2 separate regions of the Mus musculus genome follow, and region 2 is linked to region 1. The links are chromatin contacts, found by Hi-C or POLR2A ChIA-PET in ENCODE. All regions are on one chromosome and are shown on one strand. Each heading gives the region's core, a stretch centred on a gene start or an enhancer-like site at or near the end of the contact. The rest is flanking DNA. Distances are from core to core; before and after follow the strand shown.

What was found. Hi-C counts contacts between places; a loop is a spot of excess contacts on that map. ChIA-PET counts read pairs that join two places held with the same protein, here RNA polymerase II (POLR2A).
Region 2: a map of CH12.LX shows a loop between it and region 1 (2.6-fold over the local background). The contact joins the promoter of Med1 here to the promoter of Fbxl20 in region 1. A Hi-C loop is called at or near these places in 4 of 37 maps with a recorded cell type or tissue (CH12.LX, T-helper 1 cell, gastrocnemius and 1 more). POLR2A ChIA-PET finds 5 or more read pairs at or near these places in 4 of 5 experiments (Patski and embryonic stem cell).

The regions. Positions count from the first base shown.
Region 1 is chr11:98,147,417-98,152,093 of GRCm38, reverse strand. It overlaps Fbxl20 (F-box and leucine-rich repeat protein 20), which reads left to right and starts at 2,478. Exons shown (of 15, transcript NM_028149.1): 1 at 2,478-2,778. The coding sequence starts at 2,737.
Region 2 is chr11:98,192,042-98,196,644 of GRCm38, reverse strand. It overlaps Med1 (mediator complex subunit 1), which reads left to right and starts at 3,352. Exons shown (of 17, transcript NM_001080118.1): 1 at 3,352-3,586. The coding sequence starts at 3,562. Gm38963 (a long non-coding RNA gene) reads left to right here. Exons shown (of 4, transcript XR_880193.2): 2 at 255-492; 3 at 1,468-1,561; 4 at 2,608-2,709.

The DNA of each region.
Region 1 (4,677 bases), core at 1,229-3,728:
TCCCCCTGCTGGTCTGGAACTCACTGTGGAGACCAGCCTGGCTTATGTTTTTTGTGACTAGGTTTCATGTAGCCCAGCCAGACCTTTAACTTGTATTGCTGAGGCGAACCTTAAACTCTTTTATCTTCCTGCATTCCTCTCAAGTGCTGGGGCTTTTGTTGTCTGTCTCTAGCAAGCCCAGAAGGATTCTGACCTCAAGCAGTCCTTAAGCGGCATTACAGGTTGGGATTACCTTGTGGGATTACAGTCAATATAAAATCATATTCGTTGAATATTTCCATTTGTTAACCTCTCAAAAATCCAAATTAATTAGAAACCCAACAGCTTCACTGAGTACTGTTCTAAATGAGCCCACAGCACAGTTGGTAGACCAATGAGGCCAGATTTTTTTTTCTTTCCCATACTTGTCTGTCAACTTTTCTCTTTCTCACCTTTTCTTGACTTGCAGTTAAACCTTTATCAGTAATTCTTGCTGGGAGAAACAGCTTTTGGATGCCACTAAACTTTGTTTTTTGTTTTTCCCCACTGCCTGAAGTAAATACTTTTAAAAGCATGGGGGGGAGGAAGAGCTGGAGAGATGGCTCAGAGGTTTAGCGCACTGACTGCTCTTCCAGAGGTCTTGAGTTCAATTCCCAGCAATCACATGGTGGCTCCCAACCATCTGTAATGGGATCAGATGTCCTCTTCTGCTGTGTACTCAATTGTGTACTCATATGCATAAAGTAAGTATTTAAAAAAAAAACATGTGGGACTCAGAATGTCTCATGTGAACTAGGTTTTTGTGGGCCAAAGAACTAAGTTTTTTAAAGGTAGTTTGCTTAGGAATGCCTCTTCAGGGAAAAAAAAAAGTTCTGTCAGGCGTGACAAATGCCTTTAATGCCAGAACTGGAGGCAGAGACAGGTGGATCTCTGACTTCCAGACGACCAGAACAGGCTTCATAAACAATCTCAAAAAAAAAAAAAAAAAAAAAAGGAACATTTTATTTTAGGGACTATAAATCATAAGTTTTTTTTAAAAAAGGTTCACAACATTTTGCTCTTTTAGTTTTTAAAGAGGACCAGCCTTTCTCTCTTTTTGTACACATTTGCTTATTTCATGTATGTGGGTATACTGTAACACTTTTGCTCTTAAAAGTTCATCTTTTTCAAGTTCTAAAACTAAGTAGAAAAGGTCTGACGACAAACTCGTAATTGCTTTGAGCATAAAATTGGAAGCAGTATTAAGGTCTAATTAGGACGGCTGGGATTTATGGTAGTTTTTAATATTTCAGGTTTGGTACATTTTGTAATGTCTCTGACGGAGCAATTTCACTCTCGGTTGTTTCATAATTCGTGGAAAATAGGTCATAGATTTTGGAAGTCTTGAAGGCTGGAGTTAACAAAAAGATGACAGACTACCTTTTATACTAGGAGCGAAATCCAATGGAAGAGTTTCCTATGGGCAACCGCCCCCGCCTACTCGCTCCTACATGCTTGTTTCTCCCGCCGAAATGGCGTCACGCCGTGGCTCTCACGAACCAGCTCTCCGATTGGAGGGTGAGCAGCCGCTGCAGCCCATTGGGCGCCAGCGGCCGGAGGGGCGGGGACGCCAATGGCCCTTGTGCCTTGCCCGCCCCCACCCGATTGACGCCAGCCCCTCCCCCGGCCCAAGGAATGGGTACTGGGCTGGGGCATTGCACCCCCTGATCCCGAGGTGTAGCCTCGCTGCCAGCTCCTGTGCAGAGCTGGCGCTACGTCCTCCTCTTAGCGCAACCAGCTCCTGCCTTCTGGAGCCTGGCACTGAGAGCCATCCGCCCCGCAGGGGCCCCCCAGGCCTCCCTGCAGCACCCCGTAATGCAATTCACCGGGGTGGGGGAGGCGGCGGCAGCACCTACGGCGGCAGCGGCGGCGGCACTGCCCCAACCTAGAGACGTCTAGAAAGAGGAGGAAAATGGCTCCGAGCAGGGACCGCCTGCTGCACTTTGGGTTCAAGGCGACAGTGAGTGATAGAGGACGGGAGCTGGGTGGTCAGAAAGACGTGGGTGCCAGCTCAGGCCGCCGGGGAAGTGATCAGATCAGAGCTGGGGACCCTAGGCTGAAAGCTCAGGTTCCGCGTGGGTCGCTACGTGCCAGTGAGCCCTCGCAGTGCTGGAGGGGATCCGGTGATGTTCCTGTCCCTGTTCTGCTCTTCTCGCCGGTCCGCGGGCACGCGCGCACTCGCACCCGCCCCACAGCACACACACCGTGCCCCCCCCCCCCACGCCCGCGCGCGCACCGAAGCAGGCGCGCACTTGGGCACTTCCCTGCTTCTCCTTGTCCTGGTGGGCTGGCGCCCGGTCACCCCACGTTCCAGGCGCTCGCGGGCTCACCGTCCGGGGCTGCGCCGGGTGGGGGAGGGGTGGGCTCGCGCCGCCGCCGCCGAGCGCTCCTCCCCTCCCCCGACGTTCCGAGGCCCGGGCGGCTCTGCCCAATGAGGAGCGGCGTTGCTGGCAGGTGGGGAGTGTTTTTGTTTTGGGTTGAAGTTGAGGCTTTGGAGAGGACCGAGCTAGCGACTGGCAGTCGTCGCGGCCGCGGACGCCGCGGGCGGTGGTGGAGGCCCCCGCGGGACTCGAGCGGTCGCTCCTCCGCGTCGGCCGGGCGAGCCTCGCCTTGCTGCCGCCGCCGCCTCCCGCTCCCGGAACTCCGGGGCCTGCCCTGGCCCCTATCTTTGCACTCCGCACGCCGCAGCGCCCTGCCCGGGCCGCACCCGCCGGCCCCATGAGGAGGGACGTGAACGGAGTGACCAAGAGCAGGTTTGAGGTGTGAGCTCGGAGGGGTCTCGGGCGGCGGCGAAGGCCAGCTCTCGCACCCCAAACAGTAGCTCGACCGGAGCCTCCTCCCTTGTGCGGCCCGCCACCCGCCCCCGATGCGGCCGCCGGCGTCCTCCCCTGCTTGCGACCCGCAAGCCCCGCGCACCGGCTTGCCTCGCCTTCCGGGAGGTTCGCCTGCTGCCCCTTCCACCCGCGGGCCCTGGCCGGGATTAGCCCTGGCGCCCTAAATCCCCCCTCCCCCATAACACCCAGCTTCCCATTCTCTGCCCAGCCCTTGGCTAGCCTCCTTCCACCACGCAGTGAAAGCACTCAGTCCCCGACTGGCCAGCGCCTGCTGCCTTCGTGAATCTCCACCCGAGCGGGAATCGATTAGTCCTCGGTGGAAGTAGGAAGTTGGGGGTGGTAGTAAACTGGGACGATAGAGGCGACTGTGGGGTTTTCGTGCTGTTTGGATATTCTAATACTTCCTCTTCCCCGTGTAGTCTAATACTTTTGTGGTTCATTGTTTATTGGGAACTTAGATATCTGTTCCGAGAATGCGAGGAAGGTCTGAGAGCCTTCGGAGAACCCATTCCTGGTTTGTTTTGTTTTGTTTTTTTGTTTTGTCTTAAGTTTGTCCTCTGAAAAGGAGGTTTGTAGTCTTGGAATGGAACCGTACATAGTCAGAAAGATCTTTAAAAGCGAGTTCACGACTGAGAAAGGGATTCCTTTGGGAAGTATCCTAAGTACTGGTGAAATGAAATACAGTAGTTTGGAGATGTGCTGGAGGTTTCATTGGTAGGCCGAGAGACAAAGAAACTTACACAAGAGAAAATGTTACCTGGCCTTTTCTGGCAGAGGCTCAGGCTGACTGACCTGTGCTGGGCCCAGGCTCAGTGTTCATCTCACTTGCTGGCTTCCTGTCTCCTCTCTCTTGTTGTATTTTTAACACCCAGTGTTTCCCTTCAGCTCCCTTTAAAAGATAAATTTGAGACAAAAAGTTTGTGGGCTTCGGGTGAAAGTCTCACCTAGGGGCGAAACTTCTGTATAGTCTTAGTATTTCTTGAAAAAGTATTTATAGTTATAAAGTTAAGGTAGGAGGGAGAGCTGTGGAGAGACTGTAAATTCAGACTTAGTATGCCAAGTCGCAGTGAGGAGTGGAGAACTTCATTGGTTACATTAGAGTTTTCATTTGTAACTTAATGGTGGGTTGGGGGAGAGGCATAATAATAAAAACTGCCTATGTAAAATGTTGTATTGCTCTAAAGTGGAGCCGCCAAAGAGAATAATTTATGGTGGTTTCAAGTTCAGTACTACTGTGAAAGTCTTTACCATTGAAATTACTACCTGGACACCTGACAGTTTAGGGTTACCCAAAAGAGTTCAAAAGGAAGAGTCCAAAACTTCGATAGTTCTTGACCGACTTGCTATTCCGAGTGGAGAATTTCCCATTTGGGGTGAGGACTGAGGAAAGCCTGACAGATCCTCATTTGTGCGTTAAAGCCATAGTGAGTTTGAGGTGGTTTCCTCCACCTCCCAGGTGCTAGTTAGCGTCCTAGATGTGAGCCGCTGTCCTCTGCTGCTTGGGTTTGTTTCAGCTTTTATTTTTAGTTTTTAGGGTTTTTTTGTTGTTTTGTTTTGAGATAGGGTTTCTTTGTGTTAGCCCTGGCTGTTGTGGAACTTTGCTCTGTAAACCAGGGTGGCCTCAAACTCAGTGAGCTGCCTGCTTCTGCCTCTGGAGTGCTGGGATTAAAAGCATGTGCCACACTGTCCTGCTTGCTTCATGAATTTCTAAATACTCAAACCTGCCAGGCTCTCTTTTGCACACCTTTAAGCGCAGCACTCAAGAGTCAGAGGCAGGCAGATCTCTGCCTATTCCAGTCCAGTTTAATGTACATGGAGAGTTCCA
Region 2 (4,603 bases), core at 2,103-4,602, 44 kb before region 1:
ATACCTCACATCCTTAGAGGGTCCTGCTAAGCATAAACAGTAGAGGCAAGAGGATCTTTGAGTTAGAGGCCAGCTTCAGTGAATCTCCACAGCTAGAGCTACAGGGAGAAATCATGGGGGTGGGCGAGGGGACTACTACCATGTCACACTTCGGTCCTGCAGAGAATTTCCTTAAACATGAAGGTAAAACAACTCAAAACAGCTTCAGGAAGTCCCTGAAACTGACCAGATTCTCTCTGCTCCTTCTTCCCAAGAGTAAACAAGCCAAGCTGCTGACAAGGAAGGCTCTGAAGAGTGGTAAGCTGCAGAGACTCTGAGCTGGAAGAAACAGAGACCAGCTTAGCTGCCTGGAAGAGGGTTAGACCAACCGAGGCTCCTGCAAAGGACACTCTCAAATGTGTTGAGATGCCCACAGGCTGTGCCGTGTGCTTCAGGTTCCCATGCTGGGTGGGGCCTTGGTCATGCAGCTGTCTTTGAGTCATTTTTGCTCCTGTAAGTATCCCTAATAAAACTCATTGGTTCACGAAGTTGGACTTTCACCCTACCTTGTAGTGAGCTAGCTACCTATCTGGGGGTGAGAAGATGTGTGTGTTGCATTTCCCCAGGAAAGTGTGGTCACACAGTAGCATCCCTACACACATCACAAATACAAAAGCACACTAAGACCGTTTCCAGATATTCACAAAGATCTCTTCTTACTAAATGTGTGCTGCTGGTTCTGCTTTTGTGAACCATGCTGTCTGTTAGGATGGCTTTGGGAAATGTTTGACTAGCCTTTGGTTGGTTCGTTGGAGACATCTCACTATGTAGCCCTGGCTGTCCTGGAACTCACTTTGTAGACCAGGCTAGCCTTGAGTCTCCCTGTCTCTGCCTCAGCAGTGCTGGGATTAAAAGCCTGAATAGCATTTTAAAAAAATTTTTTTTTTTTTTGAGGGCTGCAGAGATAGATCGCCCAGTGTTTAAGAGCACTGGGTGCTCCTCCAGAGGTCTTGAGTTCAATTAGCAACCACATGGTGGTTCATAATCATCTATAATGTGATATGATGCCCTCTGTGGCATGCAGGTATACACACAGATAGAGCACTCATATCCATTAAAAAAATTTTTTTTTGAGACCAGGTCTCTCTACATGAATCTGGTTGGTCTAGAACTTGGTGTGTAGACATGCTGGCCTCTCTGTCACAAATCTGCCTACCTCTGTCTCCAGAGTTCTGCGATTGAAAGTATTCGACACAACCTAGGCAGCAGTGGCACACCCTTTAATCCCAGCACTCTAGGCAGAGGCAGGAGGATCCCTTAGTAGGAGGCCAGCCTGGCCTACAGAGCAAGATCCAGGACAGCCAGGGCTACAGAGAGAAACCATGTCTCAAAAAAAAGAAAGGAAGAAAGAAAGAAAGAAAGAACAAATGAACTACACTAAGATCAGATCTTTTACTCACTGTTGAAGTTTATTCTGATTGTTTCCAGAGGTCATGAACGTCTCAGAATTACAGAAATTGTGTTTGTGAAGATTTATCAAGACATTGACTGAAGATGTTTTTTGTGATTCATATTGTAGAGAGTAAGTTAAACGTGTGTTTTCACTGGTGTTATAAAAATCAATGATAATACATAGTAGAATCAGAAAAAAAAAAGTTCTCTAACCTAAAATCCTATGTAGTCTTATAAAATGTATAAAACTGAATGAAATAGGTTAGACTTGCTTCCAGGGTGTGTAAAAAGCACCAGTACTGGAGTGTAGGTGCTGTGGTGCTGAACATAAGCAGGATGAGGAAGCCGGTGGATCTTTGTGAAGTCAGGCCAGTCTGACCATGCATCCAGGCCCCGAGCAGCCAGAGCTACAGGAGCCCTGTCTCAAAACCAATAAGACAAACAGCAACAAAAGCCTAAAGTACTGCGGTCCTCTTTTTAAGAATTTTAGATATTACTTTAACAGTTTCTGTGCTTGATATAGGTTAAGTCCTTATTTATTTACTATAAATTGTGCATTACCTCTGTACAAATGGGAAACAAATTAAGCTCAATTTAGATCAATATACTGTTAATTTCTGTACAGAGCCAAGCTCAACATGGTAAACGATGATAATGTTTTCCAAAAATCATCTTCTTTGTGTGTGTGAAGTCATTCTTTTTTTGTTTTGTTTTTGTTTGTTTGTTTGTTTTGTTTTTTGGGTTTTTTTTTTTTTTTTGGTTTTTCGAGACAGGGTTTCTCTGTGTAGCCCTGGCTGTCCTGGAACTCACTCTGTAAACCAGGCTGGCCTCCAACTCAGAAATCTGCCTGCCTCTGCCTCCCTAGTTCCTTTCTTTTTCTTTTATTTATTATATATATATGTATGTATGCGTGTATATGTGTATATGTATGTGTGTGTGTGTGTGTATATATATATACTGTACCTGTCTTCAGACACTCCAGAAGAGTGAGTCAGATCTCATTACAGATGGTTGTGAGCCACCATGTGGTTGCTGGGAATTGAACTCAGGACCTCCTGAAGAGCAGTCGGTGCTCTTAAATTAACTGAGCCATCTCTCCAGCCCCTTCTTTCTTTTTTTTAAACAACATAACTGCTTCTGGTTCTTCAGGAAATTTCACCTTCCCACTTTCTCTAGGAATTAAACCCAGGACTTCAGACATGCTAATCAGGTATGTTGCTGGTGAGTTACAAGTCTTGTCATCTTACAAATCTTACTTTTTTGTTGTTTTGTTTTGTTTTTGTCCAGGCAAGGTTTCTCTGTAGCCTTGGCTGTCCAGAAACTTTGTAGACCAGGCTGCCCTCATACTCAGAGATCTACCTGCCTCTCCCTTCAGAGCGCTGGGATTAAAGGTGTGCGCCACCACCAGGCAAACTCTAAACACCCAAACACTAAAACTCACTGGAAATCTTTCAGTAGAGATTATTTTGTAAGGACCGGTTTTCACTATCCCCTTCCTCATTGGGATTATAGGAGTGTGCCACTTTTCCAGGTGCTCAAAGAGCAAACATTTTGTTTCGTTTGAGACAGGGTTTCTCTGTGTAGCCATGGCTGTCCTGGAACTCACACTGTAGACCAGGCTGGCCTCGAACTCAGAGTTCCGCCTGTCTGCTGGGATCAAAGGCTTGAGCCGCCACCACCGCGGGACGGAAGAGCTAACGCTTTTAATTTACAAATTGTGTAACTGTCGGGATGCAAACATAAACTTTCAGAGAGATGTCAACTCTGGGCACACACCCTTAGACGCCAAGGTGTGAATTCTGAGCCAATCGGAGCCGGGCCTGCTAGAGATCCTGCGGGGAGGACGAAATCAGCCAACCTCCGCGAGACTTTGGTGCGGTTCCTTCTTCCTCCGTCTCACAGGAACACGATTAATCTCGCGATCTTTGGGAAGTTCCGTTGGGGAAGATGGCGGCGGCCGCGAGCACCCTTCTCTTCTTGCCGCCGGGGACTTCAGACTGAGCCTTCCCCGGAAGAGTCGGGGCCGCTGGTGCGCCGCTTCCCCGGAGCCCAGGCTAACTTGGTTCCCCTCTGAGTGGCGGGGAAAGGCTCCCCGGCTCGTGGCGGACCCAAGACCTCCCCGCTGTCAGGATGAAGGCTCAGGGGGAAACCGAGGGTGAGTGACTGGGGGGTGGCGGGGAAGGAGGGGCGGTACACCGCTGCGGCGAGCCAATCCGAGAGAGGAGGTGGGGACCCACGCCCCTCCAGGGCCACCGTGCGTGGGACCGGATCCTGGTGGAATGTGCATCTTAGATCCCGACCGAGCCCTACAGATGCTGGAGCGCCTCCTCCGGGGCGCTGCTCCCCCGTCTCCTCCACTCGTGAAAGGTTTTCTGCGGGACGAGGGACGAGGAAGTTGAGCCTCAGGGTACTTTGAGCTTAGCCCGGTGGGACCCAAGGAGAGGGAAACTGAAACTTGTTGATGCTTTGTTCCAGGAGAGATCGCTGAAGATGACACTAGAACAATGTAATGTCAAAGTAATGGAGGGTGTTTTAGCCGGAGTGACTTGCTTGGTTCGATCTTCATCATAGTAAAAGCGGGCCGTTTATTACTTGGAAGGTCATAGTGTTCAAATACTGTGCTGTGTCTTTACGAACTGCTTTCAGTTGTGCACGACCGGTGGCTTTAAAGCTTGGGGGAGAGGTGTTCAGAACTATAAACTGGCAGGAACAATCCCCAAACCAGTTTCCCAGTTGAGGGAAGAAAAGGGAAGGGATAGAATCTTCTTTGTTTCTTGAGACAAGGTCCCCCTGCCTCAGCCTCCCAAGTGCGGGCTTACACACCTCTCGGCCAGCTAAGAGTTTGATTCTTGGTTCAGATACTCCCTCCCACGACCTGGACTGGCTTATCCAAAAATGAAGTCTCGACATTTGTAGCAAAGTGGACGATACTCAAAATAAGCCATATTAAGATAAATAGCACATTTTCTCTTATGAGGAATCTCGACGTAGGTATGTGTTGGTGTGTGTTGGTTGTGAAAACATGGGACCATGTGGGAACAAAGGAGGTCTGCAGGATAGAAAGGTTAGTGGAATATGAAATGAAGTGAGAGGTTTGGCTGTTTGGAGGTTGGGGCAGTGTGGCTCTCAGAGGGAGAGGACTTGGACCAAGTATAATGGCCTATATGTATAA